Regions from separate parts of the Homo sapiens genome. Here region 2 is linked to region 1. A link is a loop called in an ENCODE intact Hi-C map of the cell type or tissue named here. Cell type or tissue: GM12878. All regions are shown on one strand. Each heading gives the region's core, and the rest is flanking DNA. Links, peaks and the distances in the headings are about the cores only.

The links. Peaks named below come from ENCODE experiments on the same cell type or tissue, not always from the same donor. Only the 100,000 strongest peaks of a DNase experiment are listed, where the experiment ranks them.
Region 2: a loop joins it to region 1, with 5 times the contacts of the local background. A loop is called at or near these places in 3 of 110 quality-filtered maps.

The regions. Positions count from the first base shown.
Region 1 is chr1:94,715,507-94,728,002 of GRCh38, forward strand. All of the region lies in intron 2 of SLC44A3-AS1 (SLC44A3 antisense RNA 1), which reads right to left. Among named protein-coding and RNA genes, the nearest start is that of MIR378G, 24 kb to the right of the region's middle. RefSeq lists enhancers at 4,907-5,196, 7,747-8,248. In GM12878, for the core only: no CTCF peak of the experiment used is centred there; DNase peaks (open chromatin) are centred at 5,075 and 5,895; H3K4me3 peaks cover 392 bases.
Region 2 is chr1:94,662,343-94,674,838 of GRCh38, forward strand. All of the region lies in intron 3 of SLC44A3-AS1 (SLC44A3 antisense RNA 1), which reads right to left. It also overlaps the pseudogene PGBD4P7. Among named protein-coding and RNA genes, the nearest start is that of MIR378G, 77 kb to the right of the region's middle. RefSeq lists an enhancer at 5,837-6,594. In GM12878, for the core only: no CTCF peak of the experiment used is centred there; no DNase peak of the experiment used is centred there.

The DNA.
Region 1 (12,496 bases), core at 1,860-9,859:
ACTTCCTGGCATGTCTGGGCTCTGCACCTGTGGGCAAAGCAGTGTAGTAACCAGATGGCAGTCTTCCAAAGAGAGTCACGGGTATGGGGCTGTTTGAAGCAAAAGCACCAAAAAGCACTGGCGGAGTTCACAGAAACAGCAAAAATAGATCCAAAGGCCTCTGAGGGAGCAGGAACTGAGCCCACCCAAGACCACCCCTTGCATCACTCAGACCAGCTCACATCTTCCATTCTGTGAACTTCATTCCGCCACTGCGCCTTCAAGAGGGTGGACACTCACAGTTTCTGGGGGAAAACTTAACAAGATAAGAGTTAGTGAGACAAGATACATCTCTTCTCACACAAGTTTATGTAAACCATTCACACAAGTTTCTACAAAAGAATATTAATTGTGCCAGACACAGTGGCTCATGCCTGTAATTCCAGCACTTTGGGAGGCCGAGGAAGGCCGATCACCTTAGGTCAGGAGTTCGAGACCAGCCTAGCCAACGTAGTGAAACTCTGTCGCTACTAAAAATACAAAAATTAGCTGGGCGTGGTGGCACGCCCCTGTAATCCCAGCTACTCAGGAGGCTGAGGTGGGAGAATCGCTTGAATCTGGGAGGTGGAGGTTGCAGTGAGCCAAGATCACACCACTGCACTTCAGCCTGGGTGGCAGAGTGAGACTCCATTTCAAAAAAAAAAGAATATAAAGAATATTAATTGCAACATTAATAATAGCTAAAATGCAAATAAGTCAAACTTATTTGATCTCTAGGGATCAAACTTAGATCTCTAGGGATTTGCTTTTTTCTTTTAACAATTGCATAATATTCTATGGTATGGCTGCATACCATGATTTATTCAACTAAGCCACTGATTTATTATTATTCATTTAACCAAGCCACTACTGATGAAAGTTTGACTTACTTGCATTTGAGCTATTATTAACAATGTTGCAATTAATATTCTTTTACATAAATTTGTGTGAGTGGTTAACATAAACCTTTGCAGTGGTCCCTTGGCTGTGGCTGATATTCATCATCTCCCTGCTCTGCCACTCTTTCTAGAATCCCTCCACTCCCAGCAAGTACTTCTGGCGGTGTAGGTGGCTTGCTTGATGAGGTGATGCAGACTTTTAGCCCTAAAGGGTTTATCTCCCACACTCTAAAAAACATGAATCCTAACAGGTATCCAGAGTTGTCGCCCCTTCCATCTTAACAGGTTCAGTCAACATAAAGTCACCAATATGGTGGACAAAGTACACTGTACTTTCAGTTTCCTAAGAAAGGAAAAAGATGAAATTCCATTAGCCATAGTCAAATGAGCACGCCATCAATACCAAGAAAAACTGTAAACTCGTATTAATTAACCTGTTGTGATTTGGTTAAAAAGAAACCATTAACCAACAGGAGCCAGAGAGGGTTCTCTAAGAACAAGTCAGGCCTAGGGCACATTGAGGATGAGCAAAAGAGAAATTGTAAATCAGTTTATTTTGGTCTTGGTAACAAGTGAAAAAGAATGGTTGAGAGAAATGTAGGTGGAAGAGATAAAAAGGAATGGATAAAGTGTCTATTATTTGTAGATTCCTTTTATACAAACAATTCTTTTCCACTGATAGTTGAAAACTGAGCGTAGTTTTTTCCTGTCTGCTGGGTGGAAATAGATTGTGAAATGTTGTCTTGTGGTTTCTAAAGAGTAAGTAGAAAACTGCATTAAAAATGCAGCACTAATCCATGCGATGTGAGACCTGCCATCAGGAGCTAAACCACCAAGCCAAGGTCCCTCAGAAATTACCTGTGTGGCAGCCAGTTTCTCACATGCTAGCAGAGGAAAGTCTCTCAAATTGCCCTTTAATAAGCAAGAAGAAAAACTGTCTCCCAGATTGGCAGTATTTATTGTTTTTGCTATTACTATAAATATAATATCTGCTTGTAAAATCTCCAAAATATGAAGTAGAATGTGGAAGTCCCTAATAAGTCTAACTTGATCCAGTGACAATATGGTGATAAAACTGTTAGTGGTCTGATATATATATATACATTTTTTCACCTCTTTTGTAGAATAAAAGAATGAAAGGAAGGATGGATGAGCAGATGGATAAAATGCTTTACAATCTGCCTCTTTCACTTAATATATTGCGGACATCTTTCCTTGTAAAAACATAAATCTCTTGGGATTTGCTTTTTTTTCTTTTAACAATTGCATAATATTCCATCATATGGCTGCACCATGATTTTTTTTAACCAAACCAATACTGATGAAAGTTCAAATTATTTGCATTTTAACTATTTTGACAGTGTTGCAATTAATATATATATATATTTTGAGACAGACTTTCACTCTTGTTGTCCAGGCTGGGGTGCAATGGCGTGATCTCGGCTCACTGCAACCACCTCTGCCTCCCAAGTAGCTGGGATTACAGGCATCCACCACCATGCCCGGCTAATTTTGTTATTTTTCGTAGAGACAGCATTTCTCCATGTTGGTCAGGCTGGTCTCGAACTCCCGCCCTCAGGTGATCCGCCCGCCTTGGCCTCCCAAAGTGCTGGCATGAGCCACCGTGCCTGGCCTGCAATTAATATTCTTTTACATAAACGTGGTGTCTTTATCTGATTATTCCTGTAGGACAAATCTCTGCAAGTTCCAGGAATTGCTGGGTCAGAGATCAACCAAATTCTAAATTTGGAATTATTATTGCTTAATGGCCCTCAAAAGGGTCTACAAATTTACACTCTCACCAATGGTACATCAGAGTACCTGTTTCGCCACAACCTGCAGCTTTTATTGTTTACATGGGAGACAAGGAAGAATCCAATGTCTTTGGTCAATTTTTTCATAGGGAATTTGTCTTTTTCTTATTGGTTAATAAGAACAGATTGCTTATTAAGGACATTAATCCTTGGTAATATCAGGGAATATTTTCAGAACAAGCCATTTTAATGAAATAAATGCTCCTAATGGGAGAAAAGGTATAATATTGTGATGTAATAATTTCACATTCATATACAGAGAACCTCCTCAGCCCACCCTGTGCATAGCATGCATAGCAGATATGTGCTGCATAGAACACACATAGAAGATAGACAGATGAACCAAATTGATGATTGTTTAAAGAAAGAGATAAACTAATAAATAAATGCCATATAGTGCAAACTATTATAAGGGAGTTTCAGGCAAGGTTCAGTGCGGGACTAACAGGGGAACAGTCAGCTCTGGCCAGGAAGGGTGGGAAAGGCTCTGTATTTTTCCCTGGTGATCGTCTGTGGGTATCTTAGGTGGTTTGTCTTCTTGCTGATTTGTGAGAGGTTGTTCTGATGCACTAGAATGAGAAACAGCATGCTGAATTCTGTTGGGATGTTCTGAATTTGAGAATACGGTAGAGCGGGATGGTGGGAGGGATGGTAATTCCCATCAAACACCTTCACCTCTCCCATCCCCTGATCTTGTCAGATAATACACATCTCTAGAGGGGGAGTCCCATGAAACCCACGCATGGAGCCCAGTAGAGTGATAAGCAGGTGCAACCTGAAAATGAGGAGTGTAGGCTAAATCCCCAAAGCAATTGGCAGTCTTCGATGAGTTTTAAGTGGTGTTGGCGATGGGGGCTGCACTTCCTATTTGTGTCATAGAAGCCCTCTAGCTGCTTTGTGGAGGGGTTGTAGGAAAGCAACTCTGGAAGGCAGACCTATGTGAGGGCTGCTGGAGGACAAAGATGCTTGGGCCAGAACCAAGGTACCACACAGATTGGAAAGACATAGGGTGGGAACTGCTGACTGTTTGGACACCGGGGATGGTGAGCATGAGTGATGGTGCCATTCCCTGAGTTAGGAGGTGTAGAAGGAGAAGCAGGTTTGGGGAGTTTAGTGGAGAAGTAGGTACCTGTGGGGCTACTAGTGAAGATGCCCAGAGGGCAGCCACATACATGGATTCAGAACTTATAAGTCAGTTCTCAACTGGACCTTTGGAGGGAGAGTCAGCAGCCTGTTCCTGAACATTGAAACCTTGGAAATGGATGCTATTGCCCCTTGCAGGGTTAGGATGAGCAACAGGGCTGGCACAGAACCCTAGGGAACACCAACAGGGCAAGACAGAGGATGGAAGACCAAGACTACTGGGACAAACGCCAACTCTCTACAGGCTCTGAGATGCCACAAGAGTAAGGCAAAAACAACCTAAGACTCACTCTTTAGTTCATCTAGCAAACCCAAGCTGAAAATTTAAAATACACTCGAGATTTCAATGCTGGTTTAAACTGGCTAGAGTATGGAGTCCAGCAGTTCTTTTCCCTGGTATCATAGCTGCAAACCCATCCAAACTGTGCTCTGCTCCCAACCAGTTCTTTAGGATTGAAGGAATTCAGCTTCAGCATATGAGGCGTCTCTATCCCCTGATTCACAAAGTGACTTTTCCACAATCCCAACTAATTCTGTTTCCCTGAGCTGTGCTTCACCAATATACATCTTCTTCTTTCCCTGCAGCCCTGTGGAAAAAACGTTTCAACATAAGGAAGTGTATAATGTGGAGGAAAAAACCATCATGCCCTCTAAGGGTTCATGGTCTCATTGAAATGTGGCACATCCGCCAGCTTCCCAGGGCTCCCGGGCTGGGTGTTGGGGTGGACTGGGAGTCAGATGGTGATGATGTGCCCAAGTGCATCTGACTCTTGCCTAACAGAGGAGCAATTTTTAGCAAATGTTAAGGAGGATTTGCTCTCCCTTTAGGATGATCAATTTTTCCACTAGGCAAGACTCATTCAATTGCCTTTCCAGAACCCTTACACTCTAGTCTGAATCACACATTGGGAAATTAATAATTCACTATCTTGTGCCACCAGTCATGTCCTCAAGTGGATTCTAAATTCCTTGAGGAGCCAGAGGCCATGATGTTACTTCTCCTGGATCTCCCAAGTGCCCACAACTGGGCTACATCCATGGGAGACCCTTGATGAAGTGAAGTTGATCAGGGAATGCAGAGCACTCAGGCCCACATACCTCGGCCTTGGGGAGCATCTAGTGCAACCCCTTACAGATAGGGAAACTGAAAGCCACAGGGGTGCAGCAGCGTGTGCAGTCACACAGCCCATTGATGACAGAGCTGTTACACAAGGAAGTGAGGAGAAGCAGCAGGGTGACAGACCAAGAGTGTGGCCTTTGCCAGGCCTCCTTCACTTACTGGCCATGTGAGCGTGGGCTCCTTACCACACCTCCTCCACTTCCCCTGTTATAAAGCAGAAATCATACGTGAACTTCAGGCTGGGTGCAGTGGGTGGCCCATGCCTGTAATCCCAGCACCTTGGGAAGCCAAGGCAGGCAGATCGCTTGAGCCCAGGAGTTCAAGACCAGCGTGGGCAACACAGCAAAACCCCATCTCTCCAAAAAAATACAAAAATTAGCTGGGCGTGGTGGCATGCACCTGTAGTCCCAGCTACTCAGGAGGCTGAGGCAGGAGGACTATTGGAGCCCAGGGAGGTCAAGGCTGTAGAGGGCCGTGATCACACCACTGCACCCTAGCGGCAGAATGAGACCCTGTCTCAAAATAAAAGTGAACCTCAGCTGAGGGCATTATGAAGACCAAATGGGCAGACCCATAGAAAGCTCGTGGCACAAGGCCTAGAGTAGAATAAGTGTTCAATGAACATCAGCAAAAGGGAAATACATAACTCCAAAAGAAAAACACATAATTTCATTGAAGTGTTTGCCACCTCCAAGTATTTAGTATGAATTTATTAAATAACTTGACATTTTCAACTCAACTCTACTCATATAGAGAATGCAGCTGGGAGTCGGGCACTTTGAGTTTCCTAAGCGCAGGACTGTTCCTTTCCAAGCAAGAGGTCCACACGGCTCCGAACACTGTCTAGGCTGTACTCTAACATTATTGTCAGCACGATTGCCTGCAACAGTCAGGTCTAGCAGTCAGAGCTGGAAATACCCTGCTCAGATGAAGTAATGCAACCAGAGGGCAGAAGGGAGAAGTGGTCCCCACAGCACGGGGGAGGAAGCGGAGGGAGGGTTACAGGAAAAAGCTTTTCCTTTTCACAAACTGTCACTTTAACTAAAATGCAGTCTCATCTCAGCCTGTTGTAGATGCTTATTATACACTGTAAAATCATACTCACTGGAGGTGTATTCTAGCTCCCATCTTTCCTCCCAAAGCTATGCGATCTTGGGAGTTATGCAATTTTTCTGTGCTTAGTTTCATGGTTTGCCCTTCATTCTGCAAAATGGGGATAATAGTAACTTACGGTTAACCCCTGATTAATTACTGCATCAATTTAAAAAAACAATTCCTGTGAAAGATTTAGAACAGAGTGTCTAGCGTATAATAAGCATTCTATAAATATTAGTTGCTATTGTTTTTAAAATTGTCTATCCTATAGTTTTAATACAGCTGTAGAGTTATTATTTCAGGAGCAAAATCTTGATACCCTTTTCCACCTGGCTCAATTTAATCTGAATTCAATTAAAAATCAAAAGAGAATTGAATTTAGAGTTCTATTCATGAATACAAAAGGCTGGGAGGAAACACACCCCAAATGACACAGTGGATGTGGTAGAATAGGACTATGAACAGATTTTGTTCTTCCTTTTCACCTTCTGTATTTTCCATCAATTATTTGTATGATTAAAATCAATCATTTCAGACAAGAGGGACATCGTGAGCTGTGAGAAACATCTTCTATCTGTTGCTTTCTGTAGGCAGAGACAAAGGAAGGGGCTCCAGTTTGCCATTCTCTTAACCGAGAGGCTTCCTACCTCATCTAATGTGGAGATTCTACTGACCCGGGAAGCCTTCCCTCCTGTTACCTCAAGCCGGCCTCCTAGCCTTTTGCCTCCTCCCACCCACAGCCTGCCTGGTTGCAGGTTGGTGGGAAAGGAGGGGACAGGGGGCTGTACTCCCCAGAGGCCCTTCCACTCCTTGACTCAGGCCGGGTTCTGTCAGTTGCACTCTTCTGCTGAGATGTCCATCTTCTGTTTGTGCCACCTCTGCATCCTTGCCTCATTGCCCTGCCCACCATGACAGCCTTCTCTTTCCAGGACTTCAGCAACTGGTGCATCCTTCTTTCCCTTCCATAGTCATGGCTGCTTTCAACACACAGCTGTTGTCTGTCTGTTTGCTTATTTGATTGTTTTATAGTATGATTCCTTTAATAGAGTCCAAAAACTAGCAAACTAGACCATATTTATTGTGAGATGTATATGTAGGTGGCTTACTATAAAGAGCAGCAATTGTATCTATGGCACTGTTCATAGCACTTCATATACATTTTCCATATTTAATCTTTTAAACAACCTTATCAGCTTGTATCTTCTCATTATCCTTATATCACAGATGAAGAAACAGCACAGAGGGATGAAGTAGTTTGCTCAAGGATATATAGCTGGTGAGTAGAGGAACCAAGATGTGAATCAATGTCTTCTGGCTACAGATTCTGTGTCCTTCACCACTGTACCATGTTGCTTTGTAAAAAGCAGCATGGAAATAATTGTCCCAAAAGTCAGAATAGTAGGTAGCTTTAGGGGAGGCAAAGGATTGAAATCAGCAAAATATGTGGGAGAGATTCTGGGATGCTGGAAGTGGTCCCCATCTTGACCTACGTGGTGTTTACATAGGAATTCACTTTATGATTATTTGTTGAACCACATGTGTCTCTTATGTAATATACAGACGCTCTTTGACTTATGTTGGGTTCATCCAGACATAGCTCATCATAAGTTGAGGAGCCAATGCACATGGCTTTAGCACCATTGCAAAGTTGAAAAAGGAAAATCGTATGTCAAACCATCCTAAGTTGGGGACTGTCGGTATATTGTTGATGGGGTTGTGGGGGTACTGAGCACTAAACTCTGGAAGGCAAGTGGCTACACTACAGGTTTGACTTCTCAGGTCTACCTCGACCTGTTCATTCCATAAAACACTGGAGGCCCCTGCTTCATGTTCAGGACACTGGCACCAGCAAAGTTTTTGAGAAGAAACAGCTTCTGGACACTAGAGCAGCTGAAGTGCCTGAGGGGCCAGTGCCATTGAAATAAGTGTCCAGGCCTTCCTTATCCTGGGGCCTGGAGCCAGGGTGGGGTGGGGAGCTTCTTCTAAACTTTCTGTCCTATGGCTGAGGCCCCTGGGAAGTCTTCCAGAAAAATCTTCCAGGAAGACCTGGGCAAGGCACAGCCCAGGGCAGCAAGGCCGTAGTCATGCTGGAGCCAGAGGAAAAGGGCAGGGCCTCGCGTCTTCCGTGCTTGCATCCTGCCTGACCTGGGACCTCCCAGAATGCTGACCTCCATCTCTGCGCCATCTGAGACCCGCACAGGTGCAGCAGTCCTTGGATCTCTGCCTCCACAGAGCCCTAGCTCACTCCTCACTAAAAGGTGGTGAGGAGCCTTTGTCCACTGCTGCCCAGAATGAGGCTCTAGCTTCTTCACAAAGGGGTTCACAAGTAGTGAGGCCTGGGACTCCGGAGTCCAACCCTAATCCAGTCTGAGGCAGGCAGGACCCTGTGACATTATGTTCTTCTCACCGCATCTTGCACCTTACAGGGGGCCCCACAGTGTTGCAGGAGCAATGACTTGTGGCTTTGGGGAGGTCTTTGCTCTACTTCTGGACTCCGGCACTGGAGGCCTGATTCATATGCTGATGATGACACCAGAATTCCCCTTCCACTCCCTAACCAGGCTTGAAAGTCCAGCTTGCTTCCCAGCTCCCCGTCATGGCCTCATCCCTGCAGAGTCGGCACAGTCCACACTTCTCGCTGCCCATTCTGCTTGCTCTCCCTGGGCCAGCTACCCTTCTTTCAGTGCTGCTCATTCCAAATTGGCAGCTCACACCAGCCCCCTCTCCTGACTGCCAGATACCCTTCCTCTTCCTCCTCCTCGTGCTAATACTCAGTGTCTTAGTTTGTTTCGTGTTGCTGTAACAGAATACCACAGACTGGGTAATTTATTCATTTTATTTTATTTTATTTTACTTTTTTTGAGACAGAGTCTCACTCTCATCCAGGCTGGAGTGCAGTGGCATGATCTCATCTCACTGCAGCCTCCACCTCCTGGGTTCAAGGGATCCTCCTGCCTCAGCCTCCCGAGTAGTTGGGACTACAAGCATGCACCACCATACCTGGCTAAATTTATAAATTAAAAAGTTTATTTCTTATAGTTCTGGAGGCTCGGAAGTCTAAGGTCGAGGGGCCCTTGTCTGGTGAGGGCCTTTTTGCTGCATCCTCCCATGATGAAAGAGGAAAGGGCAAGAGCACACAAGACCGGACTCACTTTTATAACACTTCCTCTCTTGCAATAACAAATGCATGAGATTTGTTATTGATGATGTGATTAATCATTTATGAGGACCCATTAATCTATCCATTAACAACATTAATTCATTCATTAATCACCTCTCAAAGGCCCCACCTCCCAACACTGTTGCACTGGGAATTACGTTTTCAACACGTGAACTTCGTAAGCATTTACTGAGTGAATGTAAGCATTTACTGAGGGCTTACAATGTAGCAGACCCAGCATCAAAGTCTACAATATCTTATTTAATCCCGGTTAAGCACACCTCATGGCACTTGTTAGGGGTTCCACATGTACTGAATAAATGAGTCTTCACAATAATCTTTTGTGGAAGTTACTATTAATCTCTCCATCTCATAGATGAGAAAATGAAGACTCGGAGATGTTAAATAATCGGCCCACAGTCACAATGATGAGTGGCAGAGCTGGGATGTATGTCAATAGCAGGTCTGTTTCTAGGATCTATGTGCTTACCCACTGATATGCTGTCATTCATCTGTTCATTTAACAAATATTAATCCAGTACCTACTATTAGACACAGGAGTTGCAACGGAAAATAAAACAGACAAAATCTTTGATGTATAGAGCTAACATTCTAGTGAGAGAGACAAACATTAAACATGATAAGTAACATGTATGATGAATAGTGGTGAGAGCTAATAAAAAGATAAAGAAGGGAAGGAAAGAGTAAGGGGTGTCATTTTAGATGAATGAACAGGGAGGCTTCACAAAGAGGGGATCGTTGGGTAAAGCCCTGAAGGGGGTGAGGGAGTCAACTTAATCTAAGCAAAGGGCTTTGGAGCTAGGGTACCAGGTGCCAAGGCTCTGCGGTAGGAGAGTTCCTGACAAGTTCTAGGAATTGTGAGGAGACCAATGCCTTTGGAGCAGAGGCACTGAGTCTCCCTCAGTAATGGGAACTCAAAGAGTAGGAGGAGCCAGGTTGCATAGGGCCTTAGGTCTCTGTACAGAGTGGCATGAACCCTGAGTGTGATGTGATTCATCGGAAGATTACAAGGGGAGGCATGACGTGCTGATGTGGCTTTTGACAAGATTCCTCAGGCTGCCACACTGAGAGACATGGCAAATGCATCAGCATGGAGACCAGCAATCTGAACAACTGCTATGGCAATTCTTCAGATAAGAGATTATGGTGGCTGGAGCTTGGGTAGTAGCCATAGAAATGGTAGGAAGTGGTTTATTTGAAATACGTTTTCAAGATGGAACCCATAGGCTTCTAGCCTCCTGGGCTCGGCTGCCTGTTGGACACCTGCATGTTCCCCTCACACCTCAGACTCATCATATCAGAAACTGAACTCATTACCTTTCCCCTAGAAATATTCATCCCTCCTGTACTTTAATCCCTGTTATTACCACTCCCAGCTAGACAGTGGCCCAAGCCAGAAACCTGGGCACCATCCTCGATCCGTCTCTGTCCACCTTCCATTCTGCTTTCTCCTTCTTCATCCCCAACTCCACTGCCTTTAATTCAGTCCCACATCCCTCTGGCCTGGACTCTCAACAGTTTCCCTCCTCTGGCCTGGTTCAGCAAACTCCACAAGGAACCAGGATGATCTTTACTGGAAGCAGACCACATCCATTTAAAACTCTTCTGAGACTCTCTGCTGCCTGCTAAAGAAGTCCAAATTCTCTGGCCCAGAGATGTTCAAAAGAAATACAATGCAAGCCACATACATAATTTAAAATTTTCTAGTAGTCACATTAAAAAAGTAAAACAAAATAAGGTAATTGTAATAACATACATGATTAACCCAATATATCCAAAATATTATCTTAACATGTAATTGTCAAAAGACAAAATAACAACAAATTTAGTTTAATGATCTTAGTTGGATTTTATTTGTGATTCTAGAATGAGGCAACATCTTATTTTATAAAACAGAATAAGTGTTCCAATGGGCTGAGCAGATTTTATAGACAGAAAAGGGCTGAAGAAAGCAGAAACAGAATGAAAAATCAGAGTGGTTGTTTCAAAGCTGCTTTCCTTGTAAAGGTAAAAGCAGAGGGCACTTTCCTCATCATGCTGGCTAAAACTGACTCTTTTGGGGATTAGGCTATTATCTGTCTCTCTCTTGATTTCTCAGAAGGTCAGATAAACAATTTACTTTTGGCTTGATAGGGTGGAACTTCAGCACGCATAACTCCACTTTGGTTTGGTCTGCTGGGCCTAGTGCTCCTGCTCAGTCCAAACCAATGACATCTATAAATTTTATTAACATAAGGAATATTAAAAAGCATTAATGATATAGTTTGCATTCCTTTTTTCATAGTAAGTCTTCAATCTCTGGTGTCTACTTTACCCTCACAGCACATTGCACTTTGGACCAGTCACATTTCAGTCACTGAGGAGCAATGTGTGGCTACACACGGGACAGTGCAGCTCCAGCCAATCAACCACAGCCTTGCCCTTGGTATTCTCTAGCTCCTCTCCAGCCTCATCCCCACCCCCGCCCATGGTCCCTCACCTGCTTGTTTCCTGGGCTGCAGCAGATCTTATCCACACACCAGGTTGTTCATGATTCTCCGCCCTTGCACATCAATTTAGAGGTGTGCTGGAGCACAATCAAGTAAATCTCTTCCCAGCTCCCCATTCAGTGATGCCATATAGCCTGAAGTCAGCCAAGCTGGAAGCATCTATACTACAGAAACTGCAAGCACTCTAACACAGGGTGGAACGGGTGGGCCCATTGTGAAACATTTGCCAGCATATCACTGCATGTAATGACCACCACCCTGCCCTGCCACCACCATGCTCTTCTGCCACCCCTCGTTCACTGGATAAACTTGGCCATCAGTGATCTGTGTATGTTTGCCGCCCTACTAGACTTTAACTTCAGAAAGCAGAGCCTAGATTTTTTTTATCCAGTGCTTGGCATGTAGTAGAGTTCTTTCCTCCTCCTATTTTTCATTATTTTTCTGAACACTCTATTATAATTACCATTGTATATAAAAGACCATCAAGAAAATATGTTTAAAATATAATATGAATCCTGTTTCCTCTACTTACTGGTGTCATGGCCTCAGGCAAGGTACTTAACTGTAATGAATATTTGTTTCCGTATAGGAAAAGAGGTTTAAAAACATATTCACTGCAAAGCTGCTGCAATGATTAAACCATCTAAATTGTTTAGTCCAGTAATGATTACATATCACAATCACTCAAAAATGTTTAGGTGTTATTACTAAGTGTTTAAGTATCTATTGCTTGTATA
Region 2 (12,496 bases), core at 1,796-9,795, 53 kb before region 1:
CTTAGGCAAGGTTAGAATCTAATAACAGGTGTACACAGTTTATTTGGAAACATAACTTTTCTCTCTCCAATTCCCCAATTTTATTAAAGACAAAATCGTAGTAGGACCAATTTATTTGTAAAATAAGTTTTAGTTCTATTATACTTGCCTTAATTATTTGCATAAATTGCAGCAAGAATAATCACTTGTCATATAGGCTGTCTCTCTTTTTTTTAAATTGGCTTTGCTGTAACCTTTTTCATAAGGAGTCTAAGATTAGACCTTCTTAAAAGCCTTGAGCCCAGCCTGCAGATACCTGTGTGAATTGGGTGAATTTCTCTCTTTTTAAGGTGCCAAGAAAACTTGGGGTTCCTAGGCCTGCCAGAAAGTGACATTCTTCACTTAACACAGGTCAGGACCCTGTAAAGAACAATGTATAAAGCCAGTTTTTCAAGGGGCTTTTATCAGCTCTGTAGGTCAGCCTCCCTTTCTCAAGGCAATCTGAAAATGCCATTTCAGTCAAGGCCTTGGTAAAACAACCAGTGTCTCCAATTATGCCCTCTTATAAAAGAAAACAGATCCTTATTGAACTTATGCAAATAATTATTTTGTCATAAATTAAGAATACTCAAAAAATAGTTTCCAAATTTTGGAGAAATTAGGTTGAGGGAAAGGATATGTTTTTAATTTTGCTCATAAGAGCATACTTTACTCAGTTGTTAAAAGCTGCAAATAGCTTAAAAGAAGAGAAAGTTTTCTTGACTTTGAAGAACAAAACAAAAAGAATCAGCAAATGTTTTAAACAAAAAGTCATAAAAGATTATTTCAATCTTCAGTTAGTTCAGTCCATTCAATTAACTCCTGTTCTGCTCGATATTGGATCAACAATCCTCATGAATACATCAGACCTCCCTGAGAGTCCTGGAAGTTTTTCTCTATTCCAATGGCACAATCTCTCAATTTACCAGAAACCTATATTTAAGAGTACTCCTCAGAGTTCTATAGCTGATTATAAACGGCCCTATAAAAGGATCAAAGTAGGCCAGGCGTGGTGGCTCACACCTGTAATCCCAGCACTTCGGGAGGCCGAGGCGGGTGGATCACCTGAGGTTGGGAGTTCGAGACCAGCCTGACCAATATGGAGAAACCCTGTCTCTACTAAAAATACAAAATTAGCCAGGCATGGTGGTGCATGCCTGTAATCCCAGCTACTCGGGAGGCTGAGGCAGGAGAAGCACTTGAACCCGGGAGGCGGAGGTTGCGGTGAGCCGAGATCGTGCCATTGCACTCCAGCCTGGGCAACAAGAGTGAACTCCGTCTCGGGAAAAAAAAAAAAAAAAAAAAAGGATCAAAGTAAATCACAGATGACAAAGATCTTAGACCAGTCATGGTTAAAGACACAATTGACAAAAAAATTGTTTACTTCTGTGGCATACAAAGTTTTACATAATCGTCATAATTACTACTACTGATAACATATACTAAGACATATCAGAATCACAGGATTCTCATATAATTTTGGAACAAACACTAATAGCACATTTATGTAAATATTATCCAAAGAAGATTAAATACCATTTTGTATTTGACAATGCTTCCTTTATTATTTTATTGTACCAAATAAACCAAATACATTTCTTTTGGACTTCATGAGACCTAATATCAAAACATTAATGAGGTCAAAAGGACTGAATTTAGAATATGATTTTGGAAAGTTTGTCAAATATCTAAAGTTTAAAACACTTGATATCACAAAATAGGATCGCAGGTCATTATAAAGACAGTCATTCATTTAGCCAAAGTGATAACTCGAAGATTTCAAAAAAAGGCAAAAACCTTTATTCTTTGAGAGAGGAGACTTACTTCCCCAAACAATAAGCCCTGACAAAGACAGCATGAGGCCAATTAAATGTCTCACAAATCTTATAAACAAATCTATTAAATTTTAATCACTTGACTATAACATATAATTTCTATAAACTTTTTTATAATATTTTACAATTTTTTAAATTAAAGTGTTAGTTAATACTCCAAGAAAATCTTGTTAATCTGACACAGGGGCCCAGATGCTGGCCTTGCATCCATGTAACGTTGATATTAATGTTTAATTCATAGAGAAACTTTAAACTAATTTTATTTCTCAAAATCAGCCCTACAATCTCATGTGCCTGTCTCTTCTGTGGTAGTCCCAGGGCCTAGAAGGGTTAAATAGTTTTAATTTCTGGCTCTGTGTCTCATGAACAGTTTATTTTGATAGTCGTCTTCTCCTGGGTTGGCAAATAAGGCTTTAACTGCTGTCAGTGTTTAAGATTTAACAGGATCTGGAGTCCTCTCTAGATCCAAAAGTAAAAGCCCTGTAACTTAACAGCACAGGACTTCAAAAGCAACACAGAGAGTTACATGGATATAATAACCTTAATGTTTTTAAATCTTGGTTTTCCTAGGACTTGCATTAGTTAGACATAGGAAGAGTAGGTCCTGGGTCATAAGTGAAAGTTTTCAATTTCATAGAAGAATTTAAAGCCAAGAGCACAGAATGTTATATTGGAAGAAAATATTTCCTTTAGACCATTTAGATAAAACATTTTTAGTATCAGGACACAATGGAAGTTAGAACCTGAGGAAAAAAATTACAAGAGCTGACGAAAAAGTTGAAGGAGAACATTATTGTCTCAGGCCTTCTCAAAGGGAAGAGAAAACTGAAAATAATGACATGCAATAAAAGTTGAACTTTTGGGTTAAAAAAGTTAAAAGCTCTTATAATTTTATTAAGATTAAATCAATACCTTCAGATAAATTTGTTGTTCCAACCAACTCTTTAATTTGTTAGTGTATTGTTAAATACCAAAGAATATTATAATTTCCTTTTAATTATAGCCAATTTGATCACATAAAGTTCTTTTTAATAAATTCTCTTTTCACAACCCTTATTCCAACTTGCACAAACATTTATGACATGCTTAGATGTCCTGTCTTATCCTAAATATCACTCTTTCTTAAATAACCAGTTATTTTATTTTAGGTCAAAAAATTTACCATACAAGATCCTTTCTCATATAAAATGATTTTCCTTTTAATCTTTCTTACCCCAAATACCTCTTTATATGTATAACTTTCTTTACATCTCTCTTATTTACTGGTTCCCTTTAGCTTGTTTTATAAACAACCTTTAAATAACTTTTGAGTTAGACAAAAATTGTTTCCTTTTAATAAGAACACATTGTTTTTTAGAAAAATGATTTTCTATAATTTTTATTTAAAAAATTGGAAATGACCCAGGTATTTAATTAATATATATTATTTAATTTAACTTTAGGTTCTAAATTATATGACAAGTTTATTTACAAGCATTTATTCTATTACATTTGCCTATTTAATTTGTTTAAATAGTTGATCTAGATTACATATGAAAACTGTGATGGTCATCATTTAGAGTTATTTCCCTGTTAACAATTTTTATAGGCTGTGAATTTCAGGTGTTTACTTAAGTAAGAATATTAAGGTTAAATAAATGTTTTGGGTTTTTTTTGGTCAATAACTCAGGATTTAGCTATTTTCATTAAACCAACAATATTAAATGCTTTATTTATCGAAAAGTTACACAAATATAATTCTCTTTTGGGCTACATTTATAGCTTTACAACCCTCATGCCAAATCTTGACACCTTATAGTATTTAAGAGAAAAAAATATAAAATTGCTTGACCAATAAATCTAAACAATAATGTATGTTGGCGATTCTGAACACATTTCTAATTTTATTTTACCAATAATTTTAAAGCCAGTTTATTTATTAAAACTCTACTTAAGTCACATTAACTTGAAAAGCAACTGGGCTTATTTACTGAATTTGTGAGTTCTCCTTTATTTTTAAGCCAGTTTGGTACCTTGTGGCCATAAACATAACAATACACATGTAGGTATACATAAACACACCTAAGCCCACACACACTCATACAAATAAAGATCCTATAGCTTTTACTTCAGAACTCTAGCCATGAGATACCAATACAAACTTAACCAGTTTACCAAAAAACAGTTGGATGCGAACATGGTTTTTCTCTCAACATCAGTAGAAAGGTCCTCTGAACTAGAAAAAAATTTACATTTTCTTAAGCAAAAACCACATCCTCATGTTTTTATAAACTTCCCCAAAAACACATCATACTATCCTACTAATCTAACTTTTAGTAACTCTAATTCCCAGTAAAAAACCTAGGATTACTTAATTTAACTTAACATGCCTTTAAGATTTTAAATTATTGGAGAGGATTTTGAGACAAAATTTACCAAATTAATCTTACCAAAGATTACTAAAGTCATGTGAACTGAAAAGCCTCTGAGCTAGCTTCTATTAAGTTGATGAACACTGACTTTTCTTTAAGCCAATTAATTAGAGCTCTTTCACATAATTGATAGTGAAATATTATTTCCACATGAGACATAGGAACATATAGACATAATAGACACCCAGACAGAGGCAGATCTTACAGATTTAAAAGTTCTCATTTGCCTGTTTTCAAAACTTTTCTCTATTTTAGACTGTTAATCTCATGATTATCTGTTCCATGTCCTGAACAATTGTTAATGAGGCAACTGTAAATTTGCATCCCAAAGACATGACTTAGGTGAAACAGTGTAGAAAATGTACATCTCAAAGGCACACGCTTAGATCTAAACAAAGGCAATGTCTTTTATGTGAACTTCAAGCCATTGTAGGGACCCAGAAGCTCTTACTAAGTGGAGATTTCCTGTAAAGATGTAAATTTCCTTTGCAAAGAATTTTATTAAAGTGACTCAGTTTGATAGGTGTTATTTTCAATTTAGCTTGATTAGATTACTAGCTTTATGGTAGATCCCTTTAAGGAATAGGGCCAAGAAAGCCTGTACAATTTTCTTAATTTAAATGTACAAAGAAATAAGTAGCCCCCTGTAGTAATGACCATTTCCTATAAACTGTCCTTAGCCATCCCTAAGATTGTGGTTCTCTGCCACCACTACACACACCAAGGCCAAATTCTCTCACAGTACAAGGTAATCTCTGGTACCCCCACCAAAGACAAAGACATCAGGTAATGCAATACAAGAAAGCAGAGCTTTAGACCTGAGAAAAATCTGCCCGTGACTTTTGAAACTCCACAAAGAAAGCAGGACACCCCGAAAAAGGGTGAGTGGCACCTTTATTCTGAGTTCTTTAAAGGGTCTGATTAGAAGCCTTCTCTATGTTTTGTTTTGAATTTGCTTGGTACCAAAGATGGCAAAAGGGGAAGGAGGAATAGAATGGAAGAAAAGTAAACAAAAGAACAATCTTTTAAGAAAGGAAGTGAACAGAGAACCTGTTTGAGTAGGTAGTTAGGCAGACATAAGCAAGGCAGGGCAGTGCCCTACCCCTCAACCAGGACTGCCAGGAGACTGTCAAGTGATGGTCAGGCAGTTATTAAACTGTCTGTCCAAAACAATTGGTCAAAGCCAGCAGCAGGGAAAGGTGGTCTCCCAATAGATAGAAAACACCTGAAGCTGGTGATCAGCTGCTGTCAATAAGATCTCAGGAGCTGGGTGAGTGGAGTCAAGCATGCGCATGCTAAGAGGCAAAATGGCAGTTTAGCTGGGATATGACCTTCCTCTAGGAACACTCTACTGGTAAGAGAACAACGCCTCAAGTGAGCATGCGCAAAAATTCAGCAAACACACTGTGGCTGGGGCCCCTCCCAAGTTCTGGGAGGCCGCTGCACATGTGGACGTCCCATCCCAAAGGAAGAATCAGGGCAGAAGAGACACAAGAGCCCGGAAGCATGCCAACATAAAAAAACCCAAGTTTACATTTGGATCTCTCAAGTTGTCCTCTTGGCCCTCTTCCAAGCGTACTTTACTTCCTTTCATTCCTGCTCTAATACTTTTTAATAAACTTTCACTCTTGCTTTATAACTTGCCGTGGTCTCTCATTCTGCCTTATGCCCCTCAGACGAATTCTTTCCTCTGAGGAGGCAAGAATCAAGTTGCTGCATACTCATATAGATTTGCTGCTGCTAACGAAACCAAGCGTATGATTCTTTCTTCTTTTTTGCAGCTGTGAGGAGTTTTAGCCAATTCAAAAACATTGTTCACCATAACTTGAAATTCTCATTTGGATTTGACCAAATAAGGTAGAGTTGGTCGAATCCAATGTGAGAAAGACTAAAATAATAAGGAAACAACAAAACAACAACAACAACAACAAAACCAATGCGATTACTGAGCACTTTAGTGTTAAAAGGAAATTAAGATCAGCTGGTTGTCAATCTTAACTCTTAGTCATTAAGCAGGATTTTCAAGACAAAACTCCAATTCAGCTACTTACCTAGGAGTGGCGCCCAGGCTCAATACTCCTCTCTACCATTTTAGAAGCAGTAAAATACTCAAACTCACCTTCCCTGTTGGATACAAGCTGAAACTCCAGAAAGGAGTTGCCTGCCATCCATTGTCATGGAAACAGGAAAACTCGCCTTTTTTGTTGGAAGTGAGTAAAACTCCAGAAAAGGAGTTGTACTTCAAAATAAACCTTAGATCTCAACCAAATTTGGGGTGATCAGGGATTCTCCAGAGGGAGTTGCTCCCAGACCTCAGAAAATTGTCTTATCTTTGAGCAACAAAGATAACCTAGGCTGGAACCAAGTACTGGTAAGAGATTTGTCAAAGGTCAGGGGCACCTCCTCTCAGAGTCCCTTCCGTCAGCCGCCAATTTGTAAGCCAAAAAATATCTGAGACAGGTCTCAATCAATTTAGAAGTTTATTTTGTCAAGGTTAAGGACATGCCCAGAATAAATAAAGACAGAGCCACAGAAATAGTCTGTGGTCTGTGCCTTTCTCCAAAGGTGATTTTGAGGACATCAATATTTAAAGGGAAAAAGTGGACTGGAGGGGAAAGAGGAAGGGTATGGTAATCCCTATATTGCAAGAGAAAAGGAGCAGGTAGAGGAATAGTCAATTATGTATTCATCTTGTGCTCAGTAAATTGGCACTTTTCATAAGATAAAGTGAACATAGACTAACTGCCTGTGGAGATATTTAACCTCTTATCTGCAGCTATCTGCTCAGAAACAAAAAGAAAGGCAGCTTCTTGCATGACTCAGCTTTTAGCTTAATTTTTTTTCCTTTGGCATAGTGAATTGAGATCCTGAGTTTTTATTTTCCTTTCACACATATAATGGGGACAAATGTCTTGGAGAAATTTTGAAGATTCTTCTCTCGGAAGATTAGATTGATCATATATCCAAAGTATTCAGTACAGAGACTGGCCAGTAAACAACTGTTAAGTCCTTTCTATTCTTTTGTGTATTTCCTAGAGTGGGCAAAGAATGGAGGGGACAGGTGGTCCATTTCCCTTTTTCTAGGGTAGCTTAGCAAGACACTAGTCATAGCAATAACTCTGAACCACTCCGTTTCCTTTTCTTAGTGAAGGTTTAAATTTTGTTTGAATTTTACTAAAAGAAATGCCTTGTCAAGGATGACTTCCAGAACTAGGGTTGGCTGCTTTGATTAACATCTGCTCTGGAAAAAGCACCCACCTCAAGTTCAAAGTCATTCCCTGCTCTTTGGAGAAGATAAAGTAAGCACATGTCTTCTCTCACCAGCACAAGGAAAACTTCTCCAGGTAGAGGAAGGGTGAAGACCTCATCCTTCAATCTTTGCTTCTTGAACCACCTTCACAGATTTCACAGGGGCTAAAAAAGTCTATCTTCTCCCAGGTCAGCAAAGAAAAGCAGCATCCTTTCTCTTCTGTAGTCAACCTTCATTCAGGCTTAATGGAGTGAAAAAAATTATAACCCTCTTCTCAGAGAGGACTGTCTTTGTTAAAGAAAAGACCCTGATAAACATCTGGGGTTAGAAGGTGAGACCCTGAATCATGACTTAGCTGAAGACAAGCTCATTAGAAGATAATTAAACTTTTCTGAATTAGAATTCAATGGAACTTGAACAGAAAAGATTTATTGGGAGGGTGATGGAGAAAGAAGAAAGATGGCAAGCCACGTGGTTGAGAGGCCAAAAAACTGCTAAGAACAAGGAGGTCTGCTTCAGATTCCAAAGTCATTTGCTCTGTTCTGATGTAACTATCTCCACAGCTTCCTAACCCCTTCAGGACAGTCTGCTTTACAGGCATTCACATTGAGTACGAGTGGCTTTTTTAGTGGAAGTCAAGTGTATAGGCCAAGTCCCACATGTGGGTCACTTTGATGTAAAACAAAGACAACATCTACAGACTGAAGAGCTGAGTCAGAAACTGAACTAATTCAGTGGAAGCAGGAACTCAAAAGCCAAGGCTGACAACAAGCAAGTCTTTTTAGAATTTGTGGATATTGTAGGGGTGATTTTTCTTGTCCACAGGTCTTTGAATTGGTATTTGAGCCCATCTTTATGCATCTTATAGGACAAGGTAGGATTCTCTGGGTGCCATGTATGTGGCATATCCTAGACAAACTCAGCTAGTTCATCCTAGCATCTTTGGGATCTGCCTTGCCTCAGGAGTATCTGCTCCTAAGGCAGTGAGGCTCTCTACTGTGTAAGTGTGAAAATAACCATTATCTTGTTATAGAACCAAACTGGGGTCCATTGGCTCAGCACAGTAAGACCAGATACCCACACCAAGGTTCATAGCAGGAAAAAGGAAGGTATTTATTTGCAGGGTGCCAGGCAAGGAGGATCGAGCAGCTAATGCTTAAGTCCCAGCCTTCCCCATATGGCTTGTAGGTAAAGATTTTTAAAGGCAGGCATAAATTTCAGGAAAGCAGAAGTTACAGACAAAACCACAAATCAATACTGATTTAGCTAAGTCTCTGAACACCCGCATATTGATTTTGGCCGAAAAGGGTGGGATATGTTGAAGCAGGGGGCTCACAGGTCATAGTTAGATTCAAAGATTTTCTGTAATTGGTTAAAGAAGAGAAGTTTTGTTTAAAAATTTGGGGTCAGTGCAAAAGAATGTTACTCTGGTTGGTTATGACTTCCTCCAGGCCTCTCAGAAAGAAATTTAGAACAAAGAACAGTGCTGAGTTCAGTCCCCAATTCCCCCTTATCTGAGGTCTACATGCAAGAAGATCCATGTGGTGGGGGGTCCCAGTTTCTGAGAAGCAACTCAGAGACATGGTAAGATGTTATCTTTAGTTTTTGTAGGGGAACGAAACATTCTGTGATTCTAGCTTCCCTGGCTATTGTTTTAAGCTACTGTTACCTTCTTGCTTTTCAAGTTGCTTATTTACTTCTCAGAACTAGCTAGGTGCCTAGAATTTCCCTTGAAGGAACTCAGGATCTTCCTTTCTTTCCATGTTTGGGGTTGGGGCTAGGGAAGAGGTCCTTAAGAGGAATTCTCTAATCCATCTCAATCTTCTCCCATAGCCTGTCTCTCTCCCAGTTCAGAGTTTTAGGACCAGAAGGAGGAATTCTTCTCCAATTTCTCTTTCCTTCTTTCTGGGTCTCCAATCTTCCTCAGACTTTATGCCACCACTAGAGATGAAGGTAGCTCACCCCAGGTGGTGGTTCTCACTGCTGTCCGCAGTGGGTGTTCAGAGACTTAGCTTCCACCTTCAAGATATACAGAAAGAGTCCCACAGATGTTTAATGGCAGATCCCACTGAGGTAGCCCCAGGGCCTTTGCTGCCCATCTTTGGTGGGACCCACTCACCTCCACCTGTTCTGTTCATGCTTCCCAGACCCTCTCCCAGGGTTGGTGAGATCCTCCTGTTAACCACAGCATTCTCCCTTACCAGTTGGCCAAAAGAAGTGTGTGGGACGTCTATTGGGCGGTCACCACTCTCCCCTGCCAGGGACAGTATCTTCTGGCTTCTGCATATCAGATCATATCTCCAATCAGATGCCTGATTCCTGACTAGGGCCTTTATTTCTTCCAGACATTCCAGTGGGTTGGCAGAAGTCACCATGTTGCCTGTAGGAACTTCAGTCTTAGGCCCAGCCTTTGTCTTTTCTGTGGCCACTCCTGACCTCCCTTTATCAGTTGCTTTCTTGGAGGAATATTTAATAGAGAAGAGCCAGGGACCCCCAGGCTCAGGGGCTCCATCTGCCTTGTCTCTCAGAGCCTCAGCTACCTCTCTTGGCTGCCAGTTTGGCCTCTTGTCAGTATCCTACAGAATTTCTGCCTCCAAGGTCTTCTGACCTCCCCTGCTCTGTTTTTCTGAGGTGTCCCCCAACCCCTGGCTTTCCTTATCAGGGCCTTTTGTTTTTTGGCTACACTATTGGTTTGAGCCATTGCTGGACTTACGGGAACAGGAAGACAACAGGCGAGAAAGCCCTAGGTTTTAACTTCCCCCAGCAATGTATTCCTTCCATGCCCAGCCACTGGGCATTTGTAAAGTACCCAGAGCCTGGTCATGGCCGCGAACGCATCTTTCTGTCCTATATCCCATTTAGAAAAAAAAAATCTGCAGCTAGCTCACTGCCAGCGCTCATTTAATTTTACATAAACACGTTCCTTGAAGCTAAAGCAAATCTGACTGATTTTTCAATGTGAAAACAAAATATAAAAACTGTTCTTGGAGTTATTTCTAAACAGAACTTGTCTCTAATCCTAATATAACAGAAACGTATATGATGATCAGTATTTAATTTTATTTTTCATGTGGTAAATTTCAAAGCATGGGACAAAGGCAGAACATCCCATTCTGCACAAAAATATTGCGTTTCTCTCAGGACCTTCTTGCCATCTTTATCACTGTGTGCTCAGCAAACTTTGCAGCGACCAGTTGGATTCCATTTCCCTGATGTTGGTGGTATGCTCTTGGGGAAATGTCTTCCAGACAGGGAAGAAGCGTGACATCATCAGAGCACGGATGACCTTGAAGACTTTGCTGCCCTGGCCTGTGATGCTTTTCCAGCATTCTTTCACTCAGCGTCAGTCTGAAGTTTATATGGCTCATCGTGTGCTCAGGATTGTCCTTCCAGAACAGGATGTAGGAGCTTAGCACTGCAATGTTTAGAGGGTGACAAAAGAATTTCTTAGACCAGCTGGGCAGATGGCTTATGCCTGTAATCCCAGCACTTTGGGAGGCCTAGGTGGGTGGATCACCTGAGGTCAGGAGATCGAGACCAGCCTGACCAACATGGTAAAACCTGTCTCTACTGAAAACACAAAAATTGGCTGGGTGTGGTGGCGCACACCTGTGGTCCCAGCTATTCGGGAGGCTGAGGCAGGAGAATTGCTTGAACCCGGGAGGCAGAGGTTGCAGTGAGCCGAGATTGCACCACTGCACTCCAGCCTGGGCGACAGAGCGAGACTCCATCTCAAAAATAAAAAAGTATACATATAATTAAGGCCAGGCATCATGGCTTACACCTGTAATCCCAGCACTTTGGGAGGCCAAGGCAGGTGGATCACCTGAGGTCAGGAGTTAGAGACCAGCCTGACGAATGTGGAGAAACCACATCTCTACTAAAAATACAAAAATTAGCTGGGCATGGTGGCACATGCCTGTAATTCCAGCTACCCAGGAGGCTGAGGCAGCAGAACCACTTAAACCCAGGAGGTGGAGGTTGCGATGAGCCAAGATCGCGCCATTGCACTCCCGCCTGGGCGACAAAGTGAGACCCCATCTCAAAATAAGTAAATAAATAAACAAAAAAGAATTTCTTAGACGAAACCTTGTGCCTTTTGTGCTCAGTTGGATAGGAAGTGAGCATCTGATCAGCCAGTCCACTGTTCCCACATTCTCGTGATAATCCAAAATGACACATGGCTTCTTAGTCTTCTTTCCATTTCTGTTGTTTACTTCAATCACAGTATCATTGTGGAATGTTGACAACATTGTCACCTCCTTCTTGTCACACCATTTCAGTGCCATAAGCTCACCACAGAATTAACATTATGCATAGGAATGCTACATTTTCTAGGATTTGACATTTTCCGTGATCAAGAATGACTATATTTTATAAACGGAAACACCACTACTAAAAACAGAATGCTATAAATGGAATGATGTATTTTTTTCCAAAGTCAATATACCACAGCGATGCAAAAATAATAATAAAAGCGAAATATTCTGTGGCAAACTTTGGTGGTAAGATTAGGACTGTAATCTGTGAGTTATCTTGGGGTAAACTCTGCAGCAGCAAGTGTTCCGGGGCAAATGGGAAATGGGTTAAGAAACCCCTTTCCCGCTGCCTCTTTAGATTACATAATTCACTCTGGTTCTCCAGACGTTCTACTTTTAATAACACAAGCTAAAATTTATTGAGCACATCATATGTGCTAGGCACTGTGCTAAGCACTTAGCTTTCATTGAATCATCTAATTCCTACCACGACCCTGTAAAGCAGGAACTATTATTCCTTCACCTCAGAACTGAGGTGCTGAGAAGTTAGGTAACTTTCCTGCATAGCTAGAAAGTGATGGACTAATGATGAAGCCTGTGTTTTTTATCTCTATGCTCTACTGCATCTTACTGAGCCTTATTATGTCTGTCAGCCATTTCCTTTACCAAAGAGAACACCCTACTTCCTGCCCACCCAGTGAGTAGATAAGTATGTTTGACCAG